Regions from separate parts of the Homo sapiens genome. Here region 1 is linked to region 2. Evidence: chromatin loops called from intact Hi-C (ENCODE). Cell type or tissue: heart right ventricle. All regions are shown on one strand. Links, peaks and the distances in the headings refer to the core of each region. The heading gives the core; the rest is flanking DNA.

The links. Peaks named below come from ENCODE experiments on the same cell type or tissue, not always from the same donor. Only the 100,000 strongest peaks of a DNase experiment are listed, where the experiment ranks them.
Region 1: it touches region 2 in a loop (7-fold over the local background); 1 of 110 quality-filtered maps calls a loop at or near these places.

What each region holds. Positions count from the first base shown.
Region 1 is chr5:68,367,856-68,376,019 of GRCh38, forward strand. No RefSeq gene overlaps it. Among named protein-coding and RNA genes, the nearest start is that of PIK3R1, 160 kb to the left of the region's middle. In heart right ventricle, for the core only: no CTCF peak of the experiment used is centred there; no DNase peak of the experiment used is centred there.
Region 2 is chr5:68,133,526-68,141,689 of GRCh38, forward strand. No RefSeq gene overlaps it. Among named protein-coding and RNA genes, the nearest start is that of LINC02219, 52 kb to the right of the region's middle. In heart right ventricle, for the core only: no CTCF peak of the experiment used is centred there; no DNase peak of the experiment used is centred there; H3K27ac peaks cover 1,308 bases.

The DNA.
Region 1 (8,164 bases), core at 3,462-5,961, 240 kb after region 2:
ATTGATTAAAATATTCTCTCCTGCTGATCCGAGACAAGGCATCAGAGTCTTTTCAAAACTCTATTCTGCCTAGACAGCCACTCTGACAGATAGAAACTGGCATGCAAAGCCCCTGGTCTAGGTGTCAGCTGCTACGGGGTGATGACAATTGGGAGAGGTGAAAAGGGAGAAAATTCTGTGGAAATAATCAGTAGAAGTCAGTGCCTAAATTTTCTGTGGGGACAAGATAGGGCAAGTTTGAAGAAAGTCAAGCTCAAAGATCATAGCAAGGCTTCATTCAAGTCTTAGGATGTAGGAGAATATGTGCCATTAAGAAAAGTACCCTTTCTGGAAAAGCAAAAACATAAACCACCACCCCTCAAGGAATTCAGAAAAATGAGCTGGTTGACGGAGAAAAGATGACTTGTTCACTTTCTGAGGTCCTGGCAACACGTGCAGGTAGAGGTGTCAGCCCAGCAGTTCGTGTTGGATATTCTTCAAACAGTAACTGCTTTTAAACTTGCTGTCTCAGTGTGTGGATGGGTGCTCTGGGAAGACACAAAGAATGTGTTGGATACTTTGTCCTTGAGAAGTTCAGAAGATAATAGCAGCACAGGGACACCCACACATGACTAATAAGGACATGTAAAACCCAAACAAATCAAACAGAAACCACAGGCACATACTTAGGGAAGGGATGAATAATTGGAGAAAGGAGGCAAGTCATGGAAGGTGAAGGTAGAACTCGAAGAAGCTCTGAGCACGAGCACACCACCGGAGCCAGAAAATGACCTGGACTATTCCATGTGCATATCTAGTTGTCCAAAAAGGGCATTCCCATCTTGAGAATGCAAAACCAGTCACTGATGTCATTATATGATGTTTACTTATTGTCAGCCATATTCTAGGCATTATGGCAGTGGTCAGAAACCCTTTGCTCTTAAGGATCTCACAGACCTGTGGGTGAGAGAGATGTACCAAGTCATTACACTATAACACAAGAAATGCTGAGATACGAGTATGCAGATGCAGAGAACAATATAGGTGCACATAGCAGGGTCTAACACAGCCTGAGGGGGCAGGGCTGGCACCCTAGAGAGGAGGAAGCTGGAGGTGTACTTTCAAAGCAAAATAGAAAGATTGATTCATTTATCCATCACTGTCCATTCACATGCCAAGTTTCCCAGGTCTCCTGGGCAGCACCAGCAGAACAGAGAAGTGTGTAGGTGTGGAGTACCACTCAGGGTGGGCACTCTAATGCGGCTCCCCAGGCTTGATCCTGGAAACAGGCCAGAGAATTTTGAATCACCTTTTATTTATTTAGTCATTCATTCTTTTTTTTTTTTTTTTTTTTTTTGAGAGAGAGAAGCATAACAGAGCATTTATATCTTAACTGTTGTATTTTTTGTATGTTGGCTGGCTTCCAGAATAACCTGACTAAATAGACTCACCAGCCTTTAGAGCAGGCCCTCCAAGGAATCCTTCTCCTGTGCTGATGTTCCTAAAAGTCTTCTCTACCAGGAAAATGAAAGGAAAGCTGACCTCATAAAGTTGTTAAGACAAGGGTTTATTGCTGTTGTTTGTTTGTTTTATCACTGTTAAGGTCTCCTATCTTTAAAAAATCAATTTTTTGTAATTTTTTAAATGTCTGATTATGGTAAAAAAGACACACACATAGCAAAAGGTACTGTCTTCCCTATTTTTAAGTGTACAGTTCAGTACTGTTAAAGACAATCACATTGTTGAACATCCCATTTTTAGAACATCCCATTTTTAGAACTTTTTTATTTTTCAAAACTGAAACTACATATACGTTAAACAACTCCCCACTTTCCCCTCCCCCCAGTCCCTGTCAACCACCATTCTACTTTCTGTTTCTACGAATTGGACTATTCTAGGTACCTCGTATAAGTAGACTCATACAGTATTTGTCTTTTGGCGACTGGCTTCTTTCATTTAGCGTAATGTTTTCAAGGCTTATCCGTGTTGTAACATTTGTCAGAATTTCCTTCCTTTTTAAAGCTTGATAATATTCCATTGTATGCACATTCTGCATTTGGTTTATCCATTCATCTGTTGATGAATGAGTGCCTTTTGCCTCTTGTCTACTGTACATAATGCTGCTGTGAACATGGGAACATGGGAGTGCAGATGTCTTCTCAAGATCCTGCTTTTAATTCTTCTGGGTGTATAAAATGTGGGATCGCTGGATCACATACTTCTCTTTGAATTCTTTGAGGAGCCCCCACAATGTTTCCAAAGTGGCTACACCATTTTTCATTTAGGGCTCCCTTCTTTTTAAAGGAGGAGTTCATAACTTCTGATATCAGTCAGGGCTGAGCGGACTCTCTGAGCTTCTGAACCCCCTTTGCCTCCAGAGCTGGTCAAGGCTCATCTTTCCATTGGTCCTCAGTGGAGAAAGAGGCAGCTGTCCTCACATACGGACACCGTTAATGGACAAGGTAATAATCTTGCAGAGTAATTGCACCATAATGTGAGGTCCAAGCATAGAATGAACTCACCTACCCAGCAGCATTTCTCTTGCTTGATTGCCAGCTGATATCTGTTTCTGCCAGAGAAGTCTGTCCCTGTGTCTGGGAACCCTGCTCCATTTGAGAGCTTGCTTCAGCTATGTCATGCCCTTAGCACTGATGATATCATGACCCTTGATTTCCAGTAGGATCTCATTAAATTTCCTTTTTGCTGACCCTCCAAGGCTGACCCCTACCTATCTCTACTACTGCCACAGCATCTGTGATGACATTAATGTCCCTGGAGGGAGATTCCTCTTCGCCTTAGAAATGCCATTTTAGAAACCCTTGAGTTATGCCCTGGGAAGGAGGAAGGAGCTCTGCCATCAGGATGAATTAGGCCTTCTTTACCTGGGGGGAGGGGAGGCAAACGAATTAAAAGCTAGAGAAACATGAGATATCTTTCCCCAACAAATGCCAAAAGGCTGAGAATCTCATAATGTTAGACATCTTTTAGAATGGGATACTTTATAGGACAATTCAGGGTTTGGGGCCTTTCAAAAATGGCACATTTGCCCATGTAATCTGATCAATGCAAGAGGAAATAGCAGACCTGGAGGTTATGCTGAATTGCCAGAGAATTTTGTACCTGGGACGCTCAAAGACATCTCAGTCTGGCCCACCTTTCTGACAAGTCAGACCTGACAGTTTCCAAGACAGCTCATCCTTCAGTTGAGGCCTCGTAAAACCAGGTTAGAAACTGACCCACTCACACAATCTTTTAGAACCCACAGCAGCAAGTTTGAAATAGGCAAATTGTTATGCTTTTCCTGATCCTGGGGGCTCTGTATACACTGTATCTCACAAAGACTAAAAATCCCTAGCATGTGGCTTTCTGCTCAGGGAGGGTGTAGGTCCTAACATGAGTATGAGGTGGGGATGTGTATCCACCAGTCCTGCCTCAGTTTCAGTTCCCAAGTGCCTCTGACAGGGCGAGCATCTTCCTATAGCAAATGTGCTTTTCACATTTAAAGACATGTATTTTTTATTTAACCTGGTCCCTGAAATGCACTGAGGAAAGAGCCATTGGTTCCAGTACTGGAAGAAAAGCTGTTTGTGCAGGATTTTTCAGAAAGCATGTGTCAGTCTCCAGCATGGAGCCCTCTTAAGGGGATGTAAGCATAAATTTCATGTGACTTCTGCCTGCTGATTGGATTGGACTTTAGAACGGATGCTTCATGTTAGTTTCAACTGCTGAAATCAGCTGTGCGACTCTCATTGTTATTTGGTTGTCCTGAAGCTCAGTTTTCTAATCTATGTATGGAGAATTGCACCAGGTGATCTCAGATATTCCTTTAAAATTCTGTGAATCCACTTGAGTAGGAGATGGAGGAGCTATAGGCAATATCATTGCAAGAGCACTGCTGAAGAGCTTCTGCCCTTTCTTTCTTTTATCCCCTCCTTGCATATGCCTTCTAGATAAGCAAAAGGGAGAGTCCTCAATGAGAATACACACTAAATAGCTTTAAATATGGGGTCAAGGGGTCTTCCAGCATCTGCAGAGTCTCGTTGTTAGATGATTCATTGTTCCTTCTGTTAGAAAAAGTCTTCTTGACATTCATCCCGACTTGCCCCCCATCCCCTTCACCTCTTCATCTAAATCCTCTCCACAAAGACTCTGTGGAACTAACCTACTTGCTTAGTGTGCATCTTGGTGTGGTGTTTTGGTACACTGCATGTGTGTTTGTGCACATATTAGTACCTTCATATTGCATCCCTGCTTTGTTATGAAGTCGATATCAACACCCTGGTGTGTTCTACAACGCCAAAAAGACCAGTGTTGTGAGTGAGGCCAATGTAATTTGGTGAACTATGATTTATGCAAACTATTTACAGGTTAAATGGGAGAATGAAGGAAATGGTTAGCAAAGACAAATTGTCAGTGCACACATTCTTCCTTTTTTGATTGACTCATAATAAGCCATGCATTTATTGCAAAAGAATGTTCATTTTCTCCATAGTAGGAAAATTTCTTCTCAACTTTCTCTTTCTCTTTTTTCTTTCTCCTTGTTCCTCTTCCTATTTTCAGATCAGGCTTTGGCTCAAAGCTAGTCTCAGCCCCACTACCTAGTAGCCATGTAACCCTGGGCAAGTTTCTTAACCCTTCTACTCCTCCTTTTCTTTTGTTTGTTTGTTTGTTTGAGAGAGGCTGGAGTCACCCAGGCTGGAGTGTAGTGGTGACATCTCGGCTCACTGCAACCTCCACCTCCCGGATTCAAGCAATTCTTCTGCCTCAGTCTACCAAGTAGCTGGGATTACAGGCACCTGCCACCACACCTGGCTAATTTTTGTATTTTTAGTAGAGACAGGGTTTCCCCATGTTGCCCAGGCTGATCTTGAACTCCTGGCCTCAAGTGATCTGCCCACCTCAGCCTCTCAGAATGCTGGGATTACAGGTGTGAGCCACTGTGCCTAGACGACTCCTCCTTTTCTATCTACAGAGGCAGAATAATGGTACCTCCAAATATGTCACATTTGGAGACTAAATATGTGAGGCGACATGGCCAGGGGAAATTAAGAGTGCAGATGAAATTAAGGTTGCTAAGCCGCCGGCCTTGAGGTGCAGAATTATCCAAATTATTAATGTGGATCTGACTGTAACCAAACAATGTAGGTCCCGATGCTTGCCACTTGCAGAGTCCAATTAACAAGAGTGAAGTCCGGTAGGAAGAAAGTGAATTTATTAACCAAAACTAGTAAAGAAGAAGCAGCTGGATTCCTATCCAAAGTAACTGCTTTGATTTTGGGGGGAAGGCAAGGGTTTAAAATGGGAAAACTTGATAAGGAAGGCATTCAAGCATTGGGCTGAGTACAATGTCTGTGTGTCTTGTTCTGGTGGCTGTCTTGGGTCTCAGTCCACCTGGGACCTGGGACCTGAGACCTCAGGCTGACGTCATCACAACAATGGCCAGGTTGTTAATGAGCCACCTGGAAGTAATCTCTGGAACTTTGCAGCTGGGTCTCCAGACTTGGTCTCCCTGTTTCAAGATTAAGCCCCTGGAACTTCCAAGAAGACACACAATTAGATACTAGCATACAGTGCGATAAAAGTGAAGGGAATATATAAGGTGAGAAAAGCATGGAATCTATTTTAAGGCTAAGGAAAAAGGCTTCTGCCAGTTGCCTCAATATTATATCTTGAAACCCAAGTGAAAGGAAACAAAAAGTTTAAAATGCATTTTGAATTAAGCTGCCCAGTTATACAATGTAATCACCCCCGTTCTTGCAAGTGGAAGAGGGAAGCAGAAAAGGTCAGAGTGATGTGATGTGAGGAAAATTCGGCCAGCTTTTGCTTGCTTTGAAGATTTGAGAAAGGGGCCACAAGCCAAAGAATGTGAGTGGCGTTGGCCAGGCACGGTGGCTCATGTCTTTAATCCCAGCACTCTGGGAGGCCAAGGTGGGTGGATCATCTGAGGTCAGGAGTTCAAGACCAGCTTGGCCAACATGGCAAAACCCTGTCTCTACTAAAAATACAAAAATTACAAAAAAATACTAAAAATACAGTGTGGTGGTACATGCTTGTAGTCCCAGCTATTCAGGAGGCTGAGGCATGAGAATCACTGGAACCTGGGAGGCAGAGGTTGCAGTGAGCCAAGATTGTGCCACTGCATTCTAGCCTGGGTGACAGAATGAGAATCAGTCTCAAAAAAAAAAAAAAAAAAAAAAAGAAAAGAAAGAAAAAAGAAAAAAAAGAATGTGAGTGGCCTTTACAAGCTGGAAAAGGTGAGAAAATTCTTCCCTGTACCCTCCAGAAAGGAATGCAGCCCTTCTGATGCTATGATTTTAGTCCATTGTAGCCAGTGTCAGACTTCCACAGAATCATAAGATAATAAATTTGGTTTGTTTTAAGCCATTAAGTTTGTAGTAATTTGTTACAGCAGCAATATAAAACTAATACAGTATCTATAAAATCCAGTCAATAATAGTAACGTAGAATGATCACTAAGACAATGCAAGTAACATACATTACTTAATACTTATCAAATACTCAGTATATAGATGCTATTATTTTCAGTCCTCCTCCCAACTTTCCATACCTTCTTCCTTCAAAGTCAAGAATGATGGTACATTGGTGGCCCCACTGCAAATCCTTCTATGAATGAGCCTGCCAGCAGTAACTCTCCCAGAGCCAGTTGACAGCAGGAGAAATAACAATCCTTTCAAATCCATTTGGCCAGGGCTGAATGTCTGGCAGTTTTCTAAAGGGATTTTCATTTTTAAATTAAAGTGATAGATCTACCTGTCTGTATCTTTATGACTGTGGAAGCAAGCTTCTGGCCAAAGAACCAACTTTGCTTTTTCTATGTATTCATTTCTATTTTAATTTGTATATTACAGAACAAGCCATGGGTATCTCAGCTTTAAAGCAATGCCTTGTCTTTAAAACTACATGGGGAGAACAACAGCTCATATCATGGACAAGTTTAATGAAAAGAGATGGAATTTCCAGGAGGGTAGAAAATAGATCCAACAGTTTCTGGGAAACTTCTCTCTTGGCTCTGAGCCTAACCACCAGGCTCAATACCCACTCCCCCTCTTTTTGCAGTTACCCCAATATTACAAGAAATTGCCCAATTCTAAGGACTTTCAAAACTTTAATGCCCAGTCTAGTTCCATGTGCCTTAGGTTTAAAAAAACAAAAGGACAAATCCTTAGAAGAATAACTTGTCTCCCATGAGTAATACAAAAAAAATTGATGTAACATTTATGGTTAAGACTATGTGCATAAAAGTCAGAAAAGCTTTATTTATGTCCTGCACAGCTGTTGTAAGGTACTTGTCTCTCTCTGGTTATTTGGAGATTATCATATAGGCAGTTAACCTTAATGCTATGCTAGCACTCACTTGGGTGCCTCTAATGCCAATTATACCTCACCATTTGCATTTGTTGTCTCTGGCACAGATGATAAAAAGAGAAAGAGAAGTATTGTTGATTGTACATTCAAATTAACACAGCATTCACAGGGACTTGGGTGTGGTGGCAGATGCAAATCAAAAAGTCTGGTTCTTGATGGGTTGGGGATAGAAGTGGAGAGCTGCAGGCTAATCTACGTGGGGGATTTCTTTTTTCTTTTTGGATGGGTCAAATGTTTCAATTCCTTTCATGCTACTGATACATGCAGGTGCATGTTCATGCAAGAGCAGCATTTCAGAGACAGGTGTGATGATTTTTACATTTTATTCCTGGTTTTTTTTTTTTTCAATAAGGAGAAGCAATAAAAAAAGTCTCTCAAGATCATTTGCTTCTTTCCCCCATCAGCAGCCTATTTAGAGGGCTGTCAGAGTCACAAGGGACTCCTCATCTCTAGTCCCAGTCCATGCAATCCTTATTTGCATTTGCACACCGTGTTCCATATCTGGGACCCATAGAGAAGGCAGGAGGGAGCCAACTAGGACGAGTCAGGGAAGTAGATAGCAAAAGTGAGGAAAGACTTTGGAAATGAGCCATACCTGGAAGGTGTATGGGAATGGGATGCAATTGTATAGAAAGAGAAGAGCTTTTGTGATGAGGGCCTAATTATAAACTGGAGGGAGAAGAGGGTGTTTAGCGTGTATTGTCTGAGGGGCAGAGCACATTCATGCTCACTCTGTCCTCCAGGAGACCTAGCCAGAAGAAAAGGACTTCCATGGCAGGAGAATGGGTGGAGTTGAGAC
Region 2 (8,164 bases), core at 2,652-5,151:
ATATCTGTATATTTGCAGGGCTAACTCATGCAGCAGCAGAGGGTGCTGAGAGTAAAGGCACTTTATTCGGTGGATGGGGCATATTTTGACTCATAATCTGCCTTTTTCATTCAAATTAAGACACACTTTGTTTAATCCTAAATTCTTTCTAGATTCTTGGTTGTTCCCCACCACCCCCAGTCCAGCTTTGCCCTCCCCAACTAGAGTCCATCCTTAGCTGTGGCCTCTCCAGTGAACCCAGCTCTGCTGTGGGTAACCCAGTCCAGGGAGTCCTCAGATTTTCCTACCACAGAGAACTGGCTGCTCCTGTTATGTCTGGGATGAAGGGAACAAGGCCTGCTAATTTCAAGCCAGTACATTCAACCAGCAGCTCTGGTTTCCTCTTACCCTCTCATACACTGCATGATCCTTGAATGTGTTTTCCAATGGCAAAGATTCTTTCCAAAATAAGGCTGAGTGGAGTCTTAGATGTAAAGACAGAAATACTAACAATACACTAAACATTGAGTGTTATCTATAAAGCTGAGGGCTTTATAATTAACCCTTAAAGCAACTTCTTAAGGCAAATATTGCTATTATCCCCAGTTTACAGATAAGAAAACCAAAACTTAAAGAACGATCTGAAGTTTGATTCAAACCCAGGATTGCCTGACTCCCTAACATGAATCACACTACACTGCTTCTGTCTGCGGGAGTGTCTCGCAGGAGATTTCGCAAATGCCCACGACATGGATTCTGTGTTAAACTCCTCTTTCCCAAGGCTTCAGTTCTTTCTGGCTGAGCACGAGCAAGGTCTGCAGCTATGCAGAAGCATCTTGGTGAAGGGAGGCAGGACCCCTGCTGAGCAATCGTGTATCCACCACAAAAGTGCTGGTGGCGCCAGCTTAGTAAACTTAGAGTTACATCTTTCTCCCTGAGATGGTTCAGAAGTTTGGCTTAGTGATCATCATTTGAATGACAGAAATTCTGTGTACCTGATGGCTTGGGTAATCATCTTCAGAGTGCTGAATGCCAGGCTTGGCACTGAGCCGGGTGGGGCTTTACCTAGGCTAGCTTGACTCAGGGTGCTTTTTCCCCAAAGGCCATTCCTCTACGGAAGACTTAGCAAGTATATGAAAAAACCCTGAGTCAGGCCAGTTTGTATATATAATCTAATATTGTCAAAATAAATTGATTTGGAATGAAGAGCTTCCTGTTTCTGCAGATCATTTTCCTTTGTTGAGGATCATCTGAAGCTCCGTTTTTATTAACTTTTATGAGCACCTTCTCTCCTGTTCTCCTGTCAACAGATTGTTGATATTGGCCCTGATTGTTCCATGTATGGGTAAATGTGAACCTTGTTCTCTTAAATCCTAGTTTGATAAGAACTAACAGGAAACCGAAAAAAGAAATTAAATAAAAAGTGTAAGTCCTGGGTACGTTAGCAATGCAGAATCCAAAATAGAATATGGAATAAGGTAGTCAAGAAATTAGCACATTTGTATCTCATCATACAAATCTTACCACTTGCCCCCAGATTTTTAAATAATGAGCCCATGAAGGAGCGCCTAGATTTAACAGTGAGATCCAATTATAAGGGTAGATATTAGGAAATAGTTACCCAAGCAATGACCTTAAAGGGAGAGGATGCAGAAGCATGGATTCCAGCTGACACGTGGAAACCTCCCTTTTCCTCATGAAAACTGCTTCAGCAACCCAGAAGAATAAACTTTATTCAGGGAAGGAACACCTTTTCTACTGCAGCTGAAGGTGTGGAGGTAGGGATAGTGAGAAGGCAGATATTTCATAAGAAGGAATCCTTGGGTTTCGGGGATATCATACATGACGGCTTTAATTTTTTCTATGAAATAAGGTGCAGAGGAGATGGGGAGGGTAGCTTGAAGAGAGTAGTGAAAGTCTGGCCCCGGTAGAGAAGGAGAGGGGATCTGAAAAAGGCAATTTTTTAAAGGACACAGAGCACTCTGAGGACCAGTCTGGGTTTGGAGACCCTGAATGTACAGGGGCAGCAATAAGTAGTGGAGTGACATACCAAAGTAAGAGACAGCAGAGAATCAGGATGATCCACTTGTGGAAATTGGAGAGACAGGTGCAGCAGAAAGACAGTGGTTCAAGAGACACAGCCCATATTTAGTTTGGATAAGGAAGGAAACAAGCCACAGGTGAGGATATTCAATGGGAAGGGAAAGGAGCATTTAAAGGGCTGGTGTATTGAAATAGAATGAGGTTGAATAACAAACACTGGGGTCATGAGAGGCAGAGAACAGAAAGGATAGAAAGTTGGTTAACAATTGATAAAGGAGAGCTTAAGATATTAGAGGAGGTGGAGCTCCTCTTGGTAAGACCAAGGTTGGATCTATCAAGGAGAATGGGTAACTGAGGCAGAGAGAACATAAACTGTTGAAGATGCCAGAATCTTGAGGCTAGTTTGTTGAAAAAGTGGACCAGCAGGATTTGAAGACACCTATAATGATGACAATGCTTTCTTTTTTCTTGTAATATTGTATCATTATTTTATGGCATGCCTTCTTGTTATAAGCCATTTCCAAAACTTGTGGAGCAAGGAAGAAAACAAATAAAATAGGAAGAGAGCCAGCGAGATCAACAAAATATGAAAGTCATCACTGGATATAGGAAGTGCCCAAAACTATGTGAATTAGGTAGTTGAGGGATCTTAATTTCTTAATATTTTGGGGATTTAAAAATCTGCTCTTCCGGGCTATGGATTCATTGAAGGGAGATCTATGACTTATCATCTGTGCATCCTATTATGGTTCTGAGCACAGCTGCCTACACAAAGCTATTGTTCAGTAAAACTTCGTTCATGGAATTAAGTTTGCAAATGGTTCTAATGCATCCTTAGATGTTCATATACTTTATTTATTTATTTATTTTTTTGAGACAGAGTCCTGCTCTATCATCCAGGCTGGAGTGCAATGGCACGATCTCAGTTCACTGCAACATCTGCCTCTCAAGCTCAAGTGATTCTCCCACCTCAACCTCCTGAGTAGCTGGGACAAAAAGCATGAGCCACCACACCTAGCTCATTTTTGTATTGTTGTAGAGACATGATCTCCCTATGTTGCCCAGGCTGGTCTTGAACTCCTGGGTTCAAGCAATCCACCAGCCTCAGCCTCCCAAAGTGCTGGGATTACAAGCATGAGCCACCAGGCCCAGCCGTGCTGTTTTGATAAGTACTTATATTAATGCTCAAGCGTTCACATAATGATTTCTACATGTGCAGCTTTAGCCCACTTGCATATTTGGAGGGTTCCGGATGGTAAAGAGAGCAGGTGTGGATGCTGCTGAAGACAGATAAGATCTCCTATAGCTTCTAGACTCCCCCCACCCCTCCAGTACAGGGCTCAGAACTTAATAAATGCCAATGAGTCCAAGATTAGAAAGATGACTCCCCACCTTGCACAGATTCTGCTTCTAACTAACTAGACATTGGGAAGCAATGACGATCAGTATTAACAGGAGCACAGACTCTTCTAAGCATCTTCAGTACTGCTCACAGAGTCAAGCTCAGACAATGCTTTTTTTGTTTGTTTTAAGATTAACCTACCATGGTCCTGGCGTAGTGGCTCAAGCCTGTAATCCCAACACTTTGGGAGGCCAAGGCAGGTGGATCACTTGAGCTCAGGAGCTCGAGACCAGCCTGGACAACATGGTGAAACCCTGTCTCTACAAAAAAATATAAAAATTAGCCGGGTATTGTGGCACATGCCTGTGGTCCTAGCTGCTCAGGAGGCTGAGGTGGAAGGATCCCTTGAACCCGGGAAGTGAAGACAGTGCAGTGAACTGTGATCATGCCACTGCACTCCAGCCTGGGCAACACTGAGATCTTGTCTCAAAAAAAAAAATAAAAAGATTGATTAATCTACTGTGTATCTTTTTCTTATGAGAGGAGATACTTGAATTATTTTATAAGTAAATAAATAAATTCACAGTTGGGAGGTATTTACCATATTGTAGGATAATGTGTTCCAAATGTTGGTGATTTCAAGCCCAGTAATGTGGTTTTGATACCATTCCACTGACTTTCTGTTCCTAACCAATCTGTGAAATTGTTGGTGTGTCAGGAATGCTTCAAGTCAGTGAAGGGACATTATGACAAAAAGGCAAAATTCTTATAAACACTGGAGGGACAGTCTTGAACTGGGCTGGGCCTGGCCAGGCAACCTTCCTCTTCATGAGCACTATGTTTAGAAGCAGGAGAATTGGAGTAGCAGGGTAGAAGCAAGGCCTCAAGCTGTACATCAGGATCTATAGTATGTCAATACATATTTTTTGGTGACCATCTGGGGATTAAATTAACATATTTAAAGTTCAAAAGGGAAGAGAAATTCATTACCAGAAAGGGAGAGGTCATTTTTTTCCTGGATCACTCCCAAACATAAAATTGTGAACAGGATTTGTTGCAGTAAAAACCCAAAGGGATTGGTATTTTCCTTCAACAAAGCCAGCAGATGTTTTCATTCTTTTTAGAGCCAGCTCTCGGTTAATCAGCACTTGGTTGTTTGGTTTTCAGTTATTTAGTTTTGCTTCTCTTTTTCACGCCCTCAAGCCTGAAAATAACCTCTCTCTAGTCAGTATTTGAAAGATTCTACTGTTTGTTAGAATATCTACTACCAATTGGACAGAGCAAAATGACAAATGAAAAGCAAATAAGGTTTACTTTCCTATTTAACAGCATTTTGGCCTCCTTCATTCACACCTTCTCATTTTTCCTCTTTACCATCATATTCTCCCACCATCTCCTTCATGCCAGCATGTGGACAGGTCCTCGGAGTCTTACTGCCCTCCTGTCCTCTCCCCAACACACATAGCCTTCCCAGGAGAGCTCACAAGCACTTCCTCCTCAGGTAGCATGACATGGGATAATTAGAAATTCAGGGCAGGTCAAAGAATTTCAAAATGCTGAATAACACTGCAGTGAATAACCACTGGAGACCTAATTTACGGAAGTAACTTTCTGTTTTTCAATTTAAAGATTTTTTTTTTAATTTAGCAACAAACATAAGATTGCCATTTGGTTGTAGTATCAGATCAAAAACTCAGAGTGCCAAGGTCATTGGCCCCTGGATGCACACATCTTATAATCTATGGCTGCCATATAAGACAGAAGAAAGAAATGTGCGCTGTGCCTGCTGAACCCTTTTATATCACTATTTTATTTAATTTTCTCAACAATATGCTTGGATCATCTCATGAGCTCTATTATACAGATGAAAAACTAAAATTTGAAGAGATTAAGTAGTCCAAGTTCATGCAGCTGGTAAGTGTCATCAGCTACCATTTAAGCTCAGGTCTGTCTGGCATCAAAGTTTGTACCATACCTTTACCTCCTAATTCAAGAGAGGACATACAACAATTTTCATTATAGTCCACCCTGATTTATTTGCAAGTATATTATCCTTTTTTCAGTGACTATGGATCTTAGGGGCCATCCAGTTTATAAGCTCTTAAAGTGATGATATCAGTGGTATCAGTTTTAAAAGGAAACTTGGAAAAAATACAGAAAAGTGAAATGTGTATGGGTGTTATATTAGTCAGGGTTCTCTAGAGGGACAGAACTAATAGGATAGACATACATATAAAGGGGAGTTTATTAAGGAGTATTGACTCACACAATCACAAGTAAGGTGCCACAATAGGCCATCTGCAAGCTAAGGAGTAAGGAAGCCAGTCTGAGTCCCAAAACCTCAAAAGTAGGGAAGCCGACAGTGCAGCCTTCAGTCTGTGGTCGAAGTTTCGAGTCCCAAAGCTGAAGAACTTGGAGTCCAATGTTTGAGGGCAGGAGGGATCCAGCACAGGAGAAAGATGGAGGCCAGAAGACTCAGCCAGTGTAGTCTTTCCATGTTCTTCTGCCTGCTTTTATTCTGGCCTGGCTGGCAGCTGATTAGATTGTGCCCACCCAGAGTGAGGGTGAGTCTGCCTTTCCCAGTCCACTAACTCAAATGTTAATCTCCTTTGGCAACACCCTCACAGACACACCCAGGAACAATACTTCGCATCCTGCAATCCAATCAAGTTGACACTTAATATTAACCATCACAGGTGTGTTTATGTTTGACTATTTGAGCTAATGTGAATATTGCCTGACATCCAGAAGTGAAAAAGCACTGGGGTTTTGTGGGGGTTTTTTTGTATTTTTTTTGTTTGTTTAGTTTTTTGTTTGCTGGCCTGAAGCATGGATAATTAGGAGCAGAATTTATGACTGAGCCCAGGGTCACAGATGTTGAGGGTAATAACTATAATGATATCATGGAAAGTTAGAGATGAAAGGGATGTTAAAAACCAACTAGTTAACCCTATCATTTTGCAAATGGGAAACAGAGGACTAGACGTGTTGTGACTTGTGATGTCTGTCAGAACACCTTCTGAGTAATTAAGGGTTGAACTGAATCAGGAGGTTGAAGACAAGATCAATTCAATGAACTGCCCACGACTACAAGGCTAAGCCATGCTCACTCAGCCTGGACCAGGTCTCCTTGTATTCTTGGTCATTTATTCCTTCATTTAGCAGTTTGCTTGCTTAAGATACCAGTGGTTGGGAGCATATGCTGCTTATCAGGCACTCTGATAAACAAGTTTATTTGGATTATCTCACTTAATCATCACCACAACTCAGTGAAGCAAGCAACATTATTATTCTAATTTAACATGGGAGGACATTGATTCTTAGAAGGATTAGGTAACTTGACCAAGGTCAAAATTAAATAGCAGAGTCAGCAGTAAACCCAGGTGCATCGACCCTATCCAGAGCTCTGAATTCTTGCAGTATTTCATAAAGAGATGGAGGGTAAGCTATTATCACATAAATTTTTTTCCTGAAGAATTGAGATCTTCAACAATATTCAAACAATACTGTTAAAATATTGTTTTAACAATATTAAAACAATGTCAGCAGTCTCCCCCGTAGCCCACAGAAAGTGGGAAAACCGCAGCCAGATTCAGGTTCTCACAGCCCTCCACTCTGAGCTCTTCCCTCATGCCTTGGGCTACAGGTCCACATTTTTTATATCAAGATCTTAAATGCCTCACCCAGGCAAAGTAGCTTCCATGGACAGCCTCCGCTTTCACCCCTAAGACAATCTGAAATCATCCCCAGCTGATAATGATAAGTCCTTCCAAAAGGTCCAACCTCACCACACAACAATGAAAAAAAAATTGATCTTTTACTGAAGACTCTGAAGAAAACCAGAGAATCATCCTCCACAGAGTAGAACTCATCACAATATCATGAAACATTTTGATTCTTTCCTGACGGATTTCTCCTGCTTCTAGCTGATTCTTCTATTTTTTTCCCTTGCATATGTCTACCAACCTTTTCTAGTGGAGCAGTTCAACTCTGGCCTTGCCCAAAACCCCTTCAACTCCCCCACCAGCAACATGAAAGCCTAGTGGTTAGCTAAACAGTACTAAGCCTGTCTCCAGAGATTCAGTTCCTGTCACTACAAAAGCCTTACCTGGTCAACCCTTAAATCCACTGTTGTTGCACCAACAACCACTCTACATGTCTCACCCCTTTTCTAACCTCCTTTCTCTCTTCATGTTCTCCTCAAGGAAGAGGAAAAGGGGTCAAGGAAGTGATTCTGAACAAGAAATTCTTACAGCATCTCTTCCCCCACCATACTCTGCCCCTGCACACATGTACACACATACACACATGCAAACACACACACACACTTTCACTCCAGAGATATCTAGCCTTCAGAGAAATTTAAAGATGTTTCTCCTGCTAAGCACTTTTTTCAGTTGCCTGATCACAAATAAACTAGATTTTAATGTTAAAAACTAGAAAATGAAACAAAGCAAGAAAAATAATACCCTACATTCCAGAAACTGAAAAATTCTTGTAACAAAGAATAAGTCAAATCAGAAACTGAAAAATGCAGATAATAAAACACAACATAGCAGAATCTATGGAATATAATTAAAGCAATGCTGAGAGGAAATTTTATATTTATGTAGTTAAAAGGAAAAGTTTAGACAAAACAAATTTAACAGAGTTTATTTTAGCATTAAATGATTCATGAATCAGGAACACTCAAAACCGGAAGAGGTTGAGACAGCTCCACTGAACCTGCATGAGCTGCAGGCCTTTATAGGCTGAATTGAGAAGCAAAATAATCAAATTACTTGATTGGTTATAGCTCGG